Linked DNA regions of Homo sapiens: region 1 is linked to region 2. Evidence: read pairs that join two places in POLR2A ChIA-PET (ENCODE). Cell type or tissue: CD4-positive, alpha-beta T cell. All regions are shown on one strand. Links, peaks and the distances in the headings refer to the core of each region. The heading gives the core; the rest is flanking DNA.

What was found. Peaks named below come from ENCODE experiments on the same cell type or tissue, not always from the same donor. Only the 100,000 strongest peaks of a DNase experiment are listed, where the experiment ranks them.
Region 1: POLR2A ChIA-PET joins it to region 2 with 5 read pairs; 13 of 35 experiments call an interaction of 5 or more read pairs at or near these places.

What each region holds. Positions count from the first base shown.
Region 1 is chr10:70,160,557-70,166,130 of GRCh38, reverse strand. SAR1A (secretion associated Ras related GTPase 1A) reads left to right here. Exons shown (of 7, transcript NM_020150.5): 2 at 4,200-4,273; 3 at 4,393-4,512; 4 at 5,062-5,127. The coding sequence starts at 4,216. It also overlaps the pseudogene CALM2P2. Among named protein-coding and RNA genes, the nearest start is that of SAR1A, 7.2 kb to the left of the region's middle. RefSeq lists an enhancer at 1,661-1,740. In CD4-positive, alpha-beta T cell, for the core only: no CTCF peak of the experiment used is centred there; a DNase peak (open chromatin) is centred at 3,130; H3K4me3 peaks cover 782 bases; H3K27ac peaks cover 2,008 bases.
Region 2 is chr10:70,089,947-70,094,946 of GRCh38, reverse strand. MACROH2A2 (macroH2A.2 histone) reads right to left here. Exons shown (of 9, transcript NM_018649.3): 3 at 4,781-4,887; 4 at 2,993-3,190; 5 at 1,102-1,212. Among named protein-coding and RNA genes, the nearest start is that of MACROH2A2, 40 kb to the right of the region's middle. RefSeq lists a cis regulatory region at 3,831-3,844 and an enhancer at 3,765-3,909. In CD4-positive, alpha-beta T cell, for the core only: no CTCF peak of the experiment used is centred there; DNase peaks (open chromatin) are centred at 1,336 and 2,716; H3K4me3 peaks cover 2,429 bases; H3K27ac peaks cover 2,169 bases.

The DNA.
Region 1 (5,574 bases), core at 449-5,448, 71 kb before region 2:
ATACTGTAGTCTGTTAAGTGTACAGTAGCATTACGTCTTAGAAAATACGTACCTTATTTAAAAAATACTTTATGGCTAAAAAATGCTAACAAGCATCGGAGCCTTCTGCGAGTCATAACCTCTTTGCTGGTTGGGGATCTTACCTCCATGTTACTCCACGTTGATAGCTGTTGACTGATCAGGTTGATGATTGCTAAAGGTTGGGATGGCTGTGGCAGTTTCTTAAAATAAGACAACAAGGAAGTTTGTTGCATCAGTTAATGCTTGTTTTCAAGAAAGATTTCTCTGTAGCATGCAATGCTGTTTGATAGCATTTTACCCAAAGCAGAATTTATTTCAAAATTGGAACCAGTCCTCTTAAACCCTGCTGCTGCTCAAGTAAGTTTATGTAAACTCAAGTAAGTTTTTGTAATTTTCTAAATTGTTGGTGTCATTTCAACAGTATTCATAGCATCTTCACCAGGACTAGATTCCATCTCAAAAAAACCACTTTTTTTGCTTATCCATAAGAAGCATCTCTTTATCCATTAGTTTGATCATGAAATTACAGCAGTTGTCACATCTTCAGGCTCTACTTCTAATTCTAGTTCTCTTGCTGTTTCTACCACATCTAAGGTTACTTCTTCCTCCAAAGTCTCGAACCCCTCAAAGTTTTCCACGAGGGTTGGAATCACTGTCTTCCTAACTCCTGTTAATATTGATATTTTGACCTCTTCCCGTGAATCATAACTGTTCTTACTGGTACCTAGAATGGTGACTCCTTTCCAGGAGGTTTTCAGTTTACTTTGCCCAGATCCAGCAGAGAAATCAGTCTATGGCATTGATGGCTTTGTGAAATATATTTCTTTTTTTTTTTTTTTTTTTTTGAGACGGAGTCTCGCTCTGTCGCCCAGGCTGGAGTGCAGTGGCGGGATCTCGGCTCACTGCAAGCTCCGCCTCCCGGGTTCACGCCATTCTCCTGCCTCAGCCTCCCAAGTAGCTGGGACCACAGGCGCCCGCCACTACGCCCGGCTAATTTTTTGTATTTTTAGTAGAGACGGGGTTTCACCGTTTTAGCCGGGATGGTCTCGATCTCCTGACCTCGTGATCCGCCCGCCTCGGCCTCCCAAAGGAAATATATTTCTTAAATGAAAGACTGGCAAATCGAAAATACTCCTTGATCCATGGGAAGCAGAATGGATGTTGTTAGTAGACATTAAAACAACATTAACTTCTTTCTGCACCTCCATCAAAGCCCATGGGTGACCAGGTGCGTTGTCAATGAGCAGTAATATCTTCAAATCTTTTTTTCTGAGCAATAGGTCTTCACAGTGGGCTTAAAATACTTAGTAAACCATGCTGTAAACAGATGTGTGGTAGGCAGAGTAGATTTAGTATAATTCTTTTTTTAATTGTAATTTTTTTAATTGGAAAACAAATACACAACTTGGAATGGATTTGAGGCAAATTGTGCCATAAGCACATTTTCTTTAAGTGGCTAAACAAAGTTTAAAAAGCAAGTAACAGTAAAAGAAAATGTTTCTGGTACAGGACCAGCAGTACAGAAAAAACAGTGTGTGAGGTACCTGGGAGTACCTGGATAATACACCCATTCTGCAGTAGTGCAACTTTTAAGTACATATTGTTGGCTGTCCGTAGTCCACACAGAGTTACAACTCCATACTTCAACACCATGCTGACAGTTCCTAAAGAAAACTACTTTAAAAAAAGGCATAACCCGGATGTTCCCTTATTTGACCAACTCCACCTAAGTTTAGATGTGCAGAAGGGCTTAGATATATCCGGAGTAAGCCACAGGCAACATGTTACTTCATCAGTTTTCTAAAATAAGGTTTCAGGGCAATGACAGTAAGGGAAGAACACATGGAGGAATGAAGTCCTGATTACCATACATGCATATTTTTTTTTGACAGTAGGGAGAAGCCTTTTACAGATAAGTTACAAACAAAAGGCAAATAAACAGTTTTGTGCAAGAAATTTAACACATTCTGTACAAGGTCTTCATTATGCTGTCATCATTTGTACAAACTCATAGTTTACTTGACCATCACCATCAGGATCTGCTTCCCTGATCATTTAATCAACTTCTTCATCTGTTAACTTCACTCCAAGGTTTGTCATCACATGGTGAAGTTCTACACCACTAATATAGCCATTGCCATCCTTATCAAACACACAGAATGTTTCTCTAATTTCTTCTTCACTGTCTGTGTCTTTCATTTTTCTTGCCATCATTGTCAGAAATTCAGGGAAGTCAATTGTGCCATTACCATCAGCATCTACTTCATTAATCATGTCCTGTAACTCTGCTTCTGTGGGATTCTGCCTGAGACCTCATTACAGTTCCTAGTTTCTTTGTTGTTATAGTTCCATCACCATCTTTGTCAAATAGTGAAAAAACTTCTTTGAATTCTACAATCTGCTCCTCAGTCAGTTGGTCAGCCATGCTGCAAGTGCTACTGGTTTCCGAGACGCAACCACACAACCACTCTGCTCGCTCACTTGCTCCACTTGGACTGATTTAGTGTCATTCTTCAGGGCCCTAGGATTTTCAAAATGGTAAATGAGTATGGGTCCTAGGATTTTCAGAATGGTAAATGAGTATGGGTCCTAGGATTTTCAGAATGGTAAATGAATATTGGCCTCAACGTAAAGTCACCTTGCATTAGCCCATAACAAGAGAGTCAGCTTGCCCCTTGAAGCTTTGAAGCCAAGCAATGACATCTCCCCTCTAGCTATGAAAGTCCTAGATGGCTTTTCAAATAGAAGGCTGTTTTGCCTACATTGAAAATGTGTTGTTTAGTGTAGCCACCCACCTTCATCAGTTATCTTGCTGCAGCTTCTACATCAGCACTTGCTTTTTTACCTCGTGTTTTTATTTTATTATTATTTTTTATCAGCAATAAGGCTGTTTCATTTTCTTGACGTTCATGGGTTTGCTGGAGTAGCACTTTTAATTTTCTTCAAGAACTTTTCCTTTGCATTTGCAATTTGGGTAACTGTTGAGTGCAAGAGGCCTAGCTTCTGGCTTATCTCAGGTTTTGATGTGTCTTCGTCACTAAGCTTAATCATTTCTAACTTTTGCTTTCAAGGGAGAGACCTGTTACTTTCACTTGGAGAATAGGGAGGCTTGGGGTGGGGGCAGGACTGTGGAGGAAGTCAAGTTTGCTGTCTTCTATGGTTGTGGTTTGTGGCACAACAAAACAATTATACTAGTAATACCAAAGATCACTGATCATAGATCATGATGACAGATATAAGAATAATGAAAAAGTTTGAAATATTGTGTGAGAATTACCAAAATGTAACATAGAGACATGAAGGGAGCACATGCTGTTAGAAGATGGTACTGATACACTTACTCAACTCAGGGCTGCTTCCAACCTTCAATTTGTAAAAAAACCAGAAAACCTCAGGATCCACAAAGTATCATCAAATGAGGTATGCCTTTATATTTTTAACTCCTAGTTCTCTGAGTATCATAGATCAAAAACTATTAGGAAACAAGTTATTTTTGCACATATAAGGATTCTAGACTCTCCTCCAGATTGCAAAATCTGTGTCAAGAAAGAATATTAGTTTCTCTTTACTTTGCTTCCTCCCCTCCCCTTCCATCCCCTCCTCCCCTTCCCCTCCTCCCCTCCCCCTCCTCCCCTGCCCCGCCTCCCCTCCCCTCTCTTTTCTTTTCTTTTCCTTTCCTTTCCTTTCCCTTTCCCTTTCCCTTTCCCTTTCCTTTTCCCTTTCCCTTTCCCTTTCCCTTCCCTTTCCTTTCTCCTGTCCTGTCCTGTCTTTTTTATCAGAGTCTCCCTCTGTTGCCCAAGTGAGTGCAGTGGCACCGTCATGCCTCACTGCAGCCTCAAACCCCTGGGTTCAAGTAATTCTTCTGTCTCACCCTCCTGAGTAGCTGGGACTCTTGGTGTGTGTCATTATGTCCAGCTATTTTTTTAGTTATTTGTAGAGATTGAGTCCAGCTTTCTTGCCCAGGCCAGTTGTGAACTCCTGGGCTCAAGTGATCCGCCTGCCTTGGCTTTCCCAAATGCTGGGATTCCAGGTGTGAGCCACCATGCCTGGCCTGCTTTCTTATTCCCGAAAACAAGAGACTATAAATGTGCATCATGGCTAGGGAACAAGAGTTAACCTCTCCACAATTGTACTGTCATTCAGAAAGCTAATGTTTGCTACTTTCATATTTTATACAGGTAGTAAGCATTAATAATGTCTTTCATCTTTGAGTGGATCTACAATGGCTTCAGCAGTGTGCTCCAGTTCCTAGGTAAAGCCATTTCCTTGAAATACAGGTTTCAAAGTTTGTGCCTTTCCCTCAGTAATTTAACTACAAATAGGCTTTGGTCTGTAGAGAGCAAATGTGTTAACAATTTTTTTCTCTTTTAGGACTGTACAAGAAATCTGGAAAACTTGTATTCTTAGGTTTGGATAATGCAGGCAAAACCACTCTTCTTCACATGCTCAAAGATGACAGATTGGGCCAACATGTTCCAACACTACATCCGAGTAGGTTTGAAAATATCAGGTGACCTTTTGATCTTTAAAGGTCAGTGTTAGGCGTGGAGGATGAATCCCTAGTTGGTGGAGTTCTTTTATTAACTGAAGTCCCAAAAGCCAACTCATACGAGAAAGTTCCCTGTAAGACACACTCAGGTTATGTACTTTCAGATCTAAACCTCTGGAACTTTGTCATTATCTGTTGTCACTGGTCCTGTAAAGGGACACCTCTCCTATACCTACTTCTAAGAAGTGGAAAATAGCTTGGAAGAAAAGAAACCTTTGGCTTTTAGAATAGTTTAAGAACATTTCACCCTTGTATTCCTTTTCTTTGTTGGGAGTGGGGCGTTGCCTGGGCTGGTCTCAAAAATCCTGGGCTCAGATTATCCTCCTGCCCTCAGCCTCCTGAGTAGCTGGAACTACAGGCGGGTACCACCACACTCAACTTCTTGTATCTTTTTCTTTACAAGATGAAAGCATTGATATTGGCTTATAGTACTAGTAGTTGGGGGTTGTTGAGTTGACAAGTTTTTTTCTTCTTTTTAAACAATTTTTCAGCATCAGAAGAGCTAACAATTGCTGGAATGACCTTTACAACTTTTGATCTTGGTGGGCACGAGCAAGGTAAGTGATGACTCAGTGGAAAGCATGTTTATTGACTTATTTTTTTTGTGCCTCCCAGCTCCTTTTAAAAGCAGTGTGTCATTTTTACCTTTTAAATTACTTACATTTTAGAATTAGGATCTTATTACTTTAGTGAAGTTGTTTTATTCATTTATTTTTTTAAGTAATTTCAAACTTGTCAAAAGTTGCATTAAATAATACACAGAAGTCCCCTTCAATATTACCCTATTGAGCTGGGATAAAGTTAGCCATAATGTATAACTATTCATGAACTTTTAAGTATTTGCCTGATATAGCCAAACTCAACTCAAATCTTGACTGAAAATTTTTACAAAGCAGGACAGCATCTTGCCATTTTAATCTTTACTACATTTTTACTTATTAATGTAATTTACCTTGTAACTGGAAAATATGTTAAAAGATATATGTATTGCTTCAACAAGAGTA
Region 2 (5,000 bases), core at 1-5,000:
CATTCTCCCTAGAAGAACACAAAATCTGTGGGGCAGGGCTCTGAAGCCAATAACCTTGCTGGAGAGAAGTAATGGGCTCTGGGATTCTGACCTGGGGGTGTCTGGCTCCCTTGCCCTTTGGAGACCACAGTCTTGGGGCTACCATTGGGAATTGCTATCCTATGTGTTCACAGTAGAGTGGAATGGAGGGCATTCTCTATTGTTGGCCCATGTGAGCAAGACCTTTATGTTGCCTTAGCTAAGTGAGAGAAAGCTAATCGTCATGTAACAGTGAACAGGCCAGAGAGGGGACATAAATTCCACCTCTTTGTTTCCCTGCTTTCATCAGTGACGAATTAGCAACCAGCCACACCGATGCTCTTCTTAGAACATACTCTTCCCAATTCTTTGAATGGAGGCTTACTGTGTTGTCAAGATGGAAACATTCAGCTACCAGAGATATGATTAACTGACTCTTTCCTTGGGTGTCTTATTTCAGCCCCAGTTGACTTGGTAGATAAATTGTCTGCTCAGTAAACTTTACACTTGTAGGAATGAATTATTTGCATGTCTGGTTGGGCTGCTGTTGTGTTGCTGAAGACTGTTCAAATGCATAGCCCTGTTTGTTTACTTTCTAAAGCCTAGGAAGGCAGGCAGACTGAATTATTGGCAAATAATTCATTTCTAATACCAAGGATATTTGGGAAACATATATTTCTATTTTCTTTCTTTGATAAATTACATTGAACCATGTAAGATGGGCCTCTCAGAAGCTGTCTGAGAAAGTTAGCTATGGATTTTTTTTTTGGCAGATGTAGAAATAACTGGGGTGTGGGGAATTCCCAGCAAAACCAGTAATGCCATCCTATCTACTGACCAGAAAGAGCTTCCATGCTCACCCTTGTCTGACCAATGTTAGCGTTAACAATTCTCAGCAAAAAAGAACAATTCTCACTCTCACAATGCTGACACTGCCACAGCTCTTTAGTTTAAAAATGAATAATTCAAGACTGCAGTGAAAATCATTATCAGGGGAGGAAAGGAGGCATCATTGCTTGTAAACAGTAGGTTATAAAAATACAGTGGTGTTTTAATATAGCACAAGGCAATTCTCTTTGTTACCTTCTGTCCCAGAACAAGGCTCTTAGAAGACAGAATGGTGAATCCATCCCCTGGCCCATCTTCAGAGGTGGAATTTGAAGTTCCTTCTTTATCGCTGTCCTTTGGTTTGGACTGTCGGTAAAAATCAAAAGGCAAGATGAGAACCAATCCAGAAAAAGCCTGAGGTGCCTTTATTAAGCTCTTCTCACGGCTGCCACCAAGTTGAATATGAAAGGAAGTGGTTAGGTGATGTGTTCTGCTGTTTCTTGAAGGAGGGGAGCAAAAGTCAGCAATATAAGGAAAGAAAAGGGTACCGCAAAATAGCAAAATAGAAAGTGTGTTAAAGGGCTCACACATACCTGCAGTCCTCACCTACCCCTGTGCACCAGCACATTGTCCTTGCTCATTTCAATGCCTGCAGCTCACGACGACAAGCATCGGAGCTGGGTGGGGCCGTTGATAGCCCATTGCTTAGCCTTCTTTCTCCCCAGGATTTCTCGGGGCACAGAGGCAGTGTGGAATGAAACATCCACAACTTCTACAGTAGGGTTGTCCAATAGAACTTTCTGTGATCGTGGAAATATTCATCTTGATCCTCAATAATGTTGCTGAGTGCTTGAAATGTGGCTGGTACAATCAAGGAGCTGAATTTTAAATTTGATTTAGTTTTAATTCAAATCCAAATAGCCTTGGCTTGTGTGCCTTAGCTCACACTTATAATTCCAATGCTTTGGGAGGCTGAGGCAGGAGGGTCGCTTGAGCCCAGGAGTTTGAGGCTACAGTGAGCTATGATCTCGCCACTGCATTACTGTACTCCAGCCTGGGTGACAGAGTGAGACCCCTGTCTCTTAAAAAAAAAAAGCCACATGTGACCAGTGGTTACTGTACTGGGCAACATAGGAAAACATTATTCTATCAGTGGCATCTCTGAGCTAAGCTACCTAGTATATCAAGCTAACCCAAACACCTAGTATATCAAGTATATGCCAAACACCTGAAATTCCACTGGCGGAACTCAGGGAATGCCTGCAGGAGACTAGAGGCTGTTTGGAAGGCAACACAGAGCTCTGCAGAGAAATAAAATGCAGGTTCCTGGCTATCATCGCTCACTTCAGATTTTGCTGGGGGTAGTAAAAGGGATCTGAAAACCATCCCTGCTTAGGGTTTGGAAACCTAGAGAAGACCCATTTCAGCTCTAACCTCAAAGGCCCTTTATTCTTTTACCTGTACATTCTTGTCATTTTCTTCCGGCACCAAGCTGCAAGAGTCCTCGGTCCTTCAGAGGTGTCTGCTACGAAGTCATTGTCTCATCTTTAAACTTCCCTCCTGTTCTGTGAGCGTCTTAGTGTCTGCCTGGGCTGCTCTAACAAAATGCTATAGACTGGCTGGCTCACAAACAACAGAAACCACTTTCTTTTTTTTTTGTTTGTTTAAGAGACAGGGTCTTGCGCTGTCACCGAGGCTCGAGTGCAGTGGTGCCATCATGGCTCACTGCAGCCTCTAACTCCTAGGCTCAAGCCATCCTCCTGCCTCGGCCTCCCAAAGTGTTGGGATTACAGGCATGAGCCACTGTGCCTGGCCCAGAAACTTGTTTCTCATAGTTCCGGAGGCAGGAAGTCCTTGGCGCAGGCAGGTTCTGTGTCTGGCAAGGGCTCACTTCCTGGTAGATGACGCTTTCTAGCTGTGTCCTCACATGGCAGAAGGGTCCCTCTGCCTCCCTCAGGCCTCTTTTATAAGGGGACTGTTCCCATTCGTGAGGACTCGCCCTCATGATCTAGTTATCTCTCAAAGCCCACACCTTGTAATCCTATGCCTCTGGGGTTAGGTTTCAACATATGAATTGTGGGGGAACACAGACATTCAGACCATTGCAGTGGGAGTGCCTGGCCCAGGACACGCAGCCTCGGCCTACCTTTTTGGACGTCCGTGGTTTGGCAGCCTTGGATTTCTTCCCCCCCTTCTTGCCTGACGTGGCCTTCCTGCCTCTTTTCTCTGGGGGTGGGGAGAGGATCGTTTCCGACTTGCCTTTGGTCCCTCGCTTTTTGGCCAGCAGTTCGGGGTGAATTCTGGGCAGGACGCCTCCACTGGCGATGGTCACTCCTTTTAGCAGCTGAAGAGAGAAATGCATGCGCTCATGTAGCAAACAGCCTGCTAGTTCCCAATTTCATACAGTTCTTTTTTTTTTTTTTTTTTGATACAGAATCTTACTCTGTCACCCAGGCTGGAGTGCAGTGGCGCGATCTTGGCTCACTGCAGCCTCCGCCTCCAGGTTCAAGCAATTCTCTTACCTCAGCCTCCTGAGCAGCTGGGATTACAGGCACCTGCCACCACCCCGGCTAATTTTTGTATTTTTAGTAGAGACAGGGTTTCACCACGTTGGCCAGGCTGGTCTCGAACGGCTGACCTCAGGTGATCCACCTGCCTTGGCCTCCCAAAGTGCTGGGATTACAGGCGTGGGCCACTGTGCCTGGCCTGGACTTAATACGGTTCTAACTGTTAAATGTGGCCTCCGCTTTCCTAAAGAAACTGCGTAATACACCATTTAATTGGCTTTTCCCACTTTCAGTTGTAGAGCATTTCTCCGTAGGTTAACAAGGCATCCTGTGATGTTGTACAGAAAGCAAAACGAAGTAAAGCAAAATAGAAGGGACACAGAAGTTGAAACCAGGGATGTTGCCCAGGGCTCTGGAATTCCAGACACAACACAGGATAAAAAGCTTCCCATGTGGGGAGCGCAGCTTGAGAAAATGATGTTCAAAGGTCATTGCAAAGACTAGACCCAGTTAATGATGAACCAGTGGTCTCCACAAGCTTGCACATACATTCCATCAGTAAAGTATGTCTGGCCATGCTCCTCCCAATCAATATAAGTTAATTTATCTGCAAAGAACAGACACGTACTACTCCACTAATATATTCTGCAGATTCGAAACCAACACTACCCCAAGCATGGTCTGCGACCATGGCTCACCCATGAACTGGTAGTTACCCGTCAGTGACAACAGAAGTATAGCAAGCATCTAGAAACTTTCACAGCAAACTGACAGTTATTGTATATCTGTTGAATCTGATAACAAAAAATTATGGCTTGTAGTTTGCTTTTTAATTTTTCTAGTGATTTTTATTACATTTCTGGAAATTATCAGTCCATGATGGATTGGCCATAAAAATGGCTTCTTCACTACAGTTTGAGAAGAGTGAGATTAGAAAATAAAGATAAATGAAAAGAAACAGAAATAAAAATTCTTATACTATTTACCTACCACCTTACATATACTGTAGGTGAAAAGGGGGTATTCGCTTGACTTTGGAGTCAGTTTCAGAATATAAACAGTCAGTTCTAAAATATAAAGAGTCTTCTGCCTTCATCAGAAAAAACTGTCAACTAAGTTTGGGTGAAGAAAGTGAAGAGAATAACATTTGTGCCACACCTTCCTCAGCAACACACAGAACTTGTCTTCAAAGAGAAAAGAAAGGTCTGATAAGACCTAGAATATATAATGAGATCTATGCCAGAGGCAATTTTATTTTGAATCTGAATGATAAGAGCTAGCAGAATTTGTTCTTTTATATGGCCTGAGTTTTTTTTGTATAAATGTAATTGGGAACTGTAGCAGGAGTGACTCATGGCCAGCCAGGCCCACACATTAGCATGTTTGGCAAACCCATTCTACGGCTTCCCTCAAGGCTTCAGACATACCTGGTTGAGCTCCTCGTCATTGGCAACTGCCAGCAAGATGTGTCTCGGGGCTATCCGGGCCTTCTTGTTGTCCCTCGCGGCATTGCCGGCCAATTCTAGAATTTCCGCTGAAATCACAAGGAGGCATTAACAGGCAATCACAGAATGGGGTCTGAGCTAAAGCTTTTCTTTAGAAATGGCCTTCAAGTTTGATCACATTCATTCATTTGTGATTTCTATG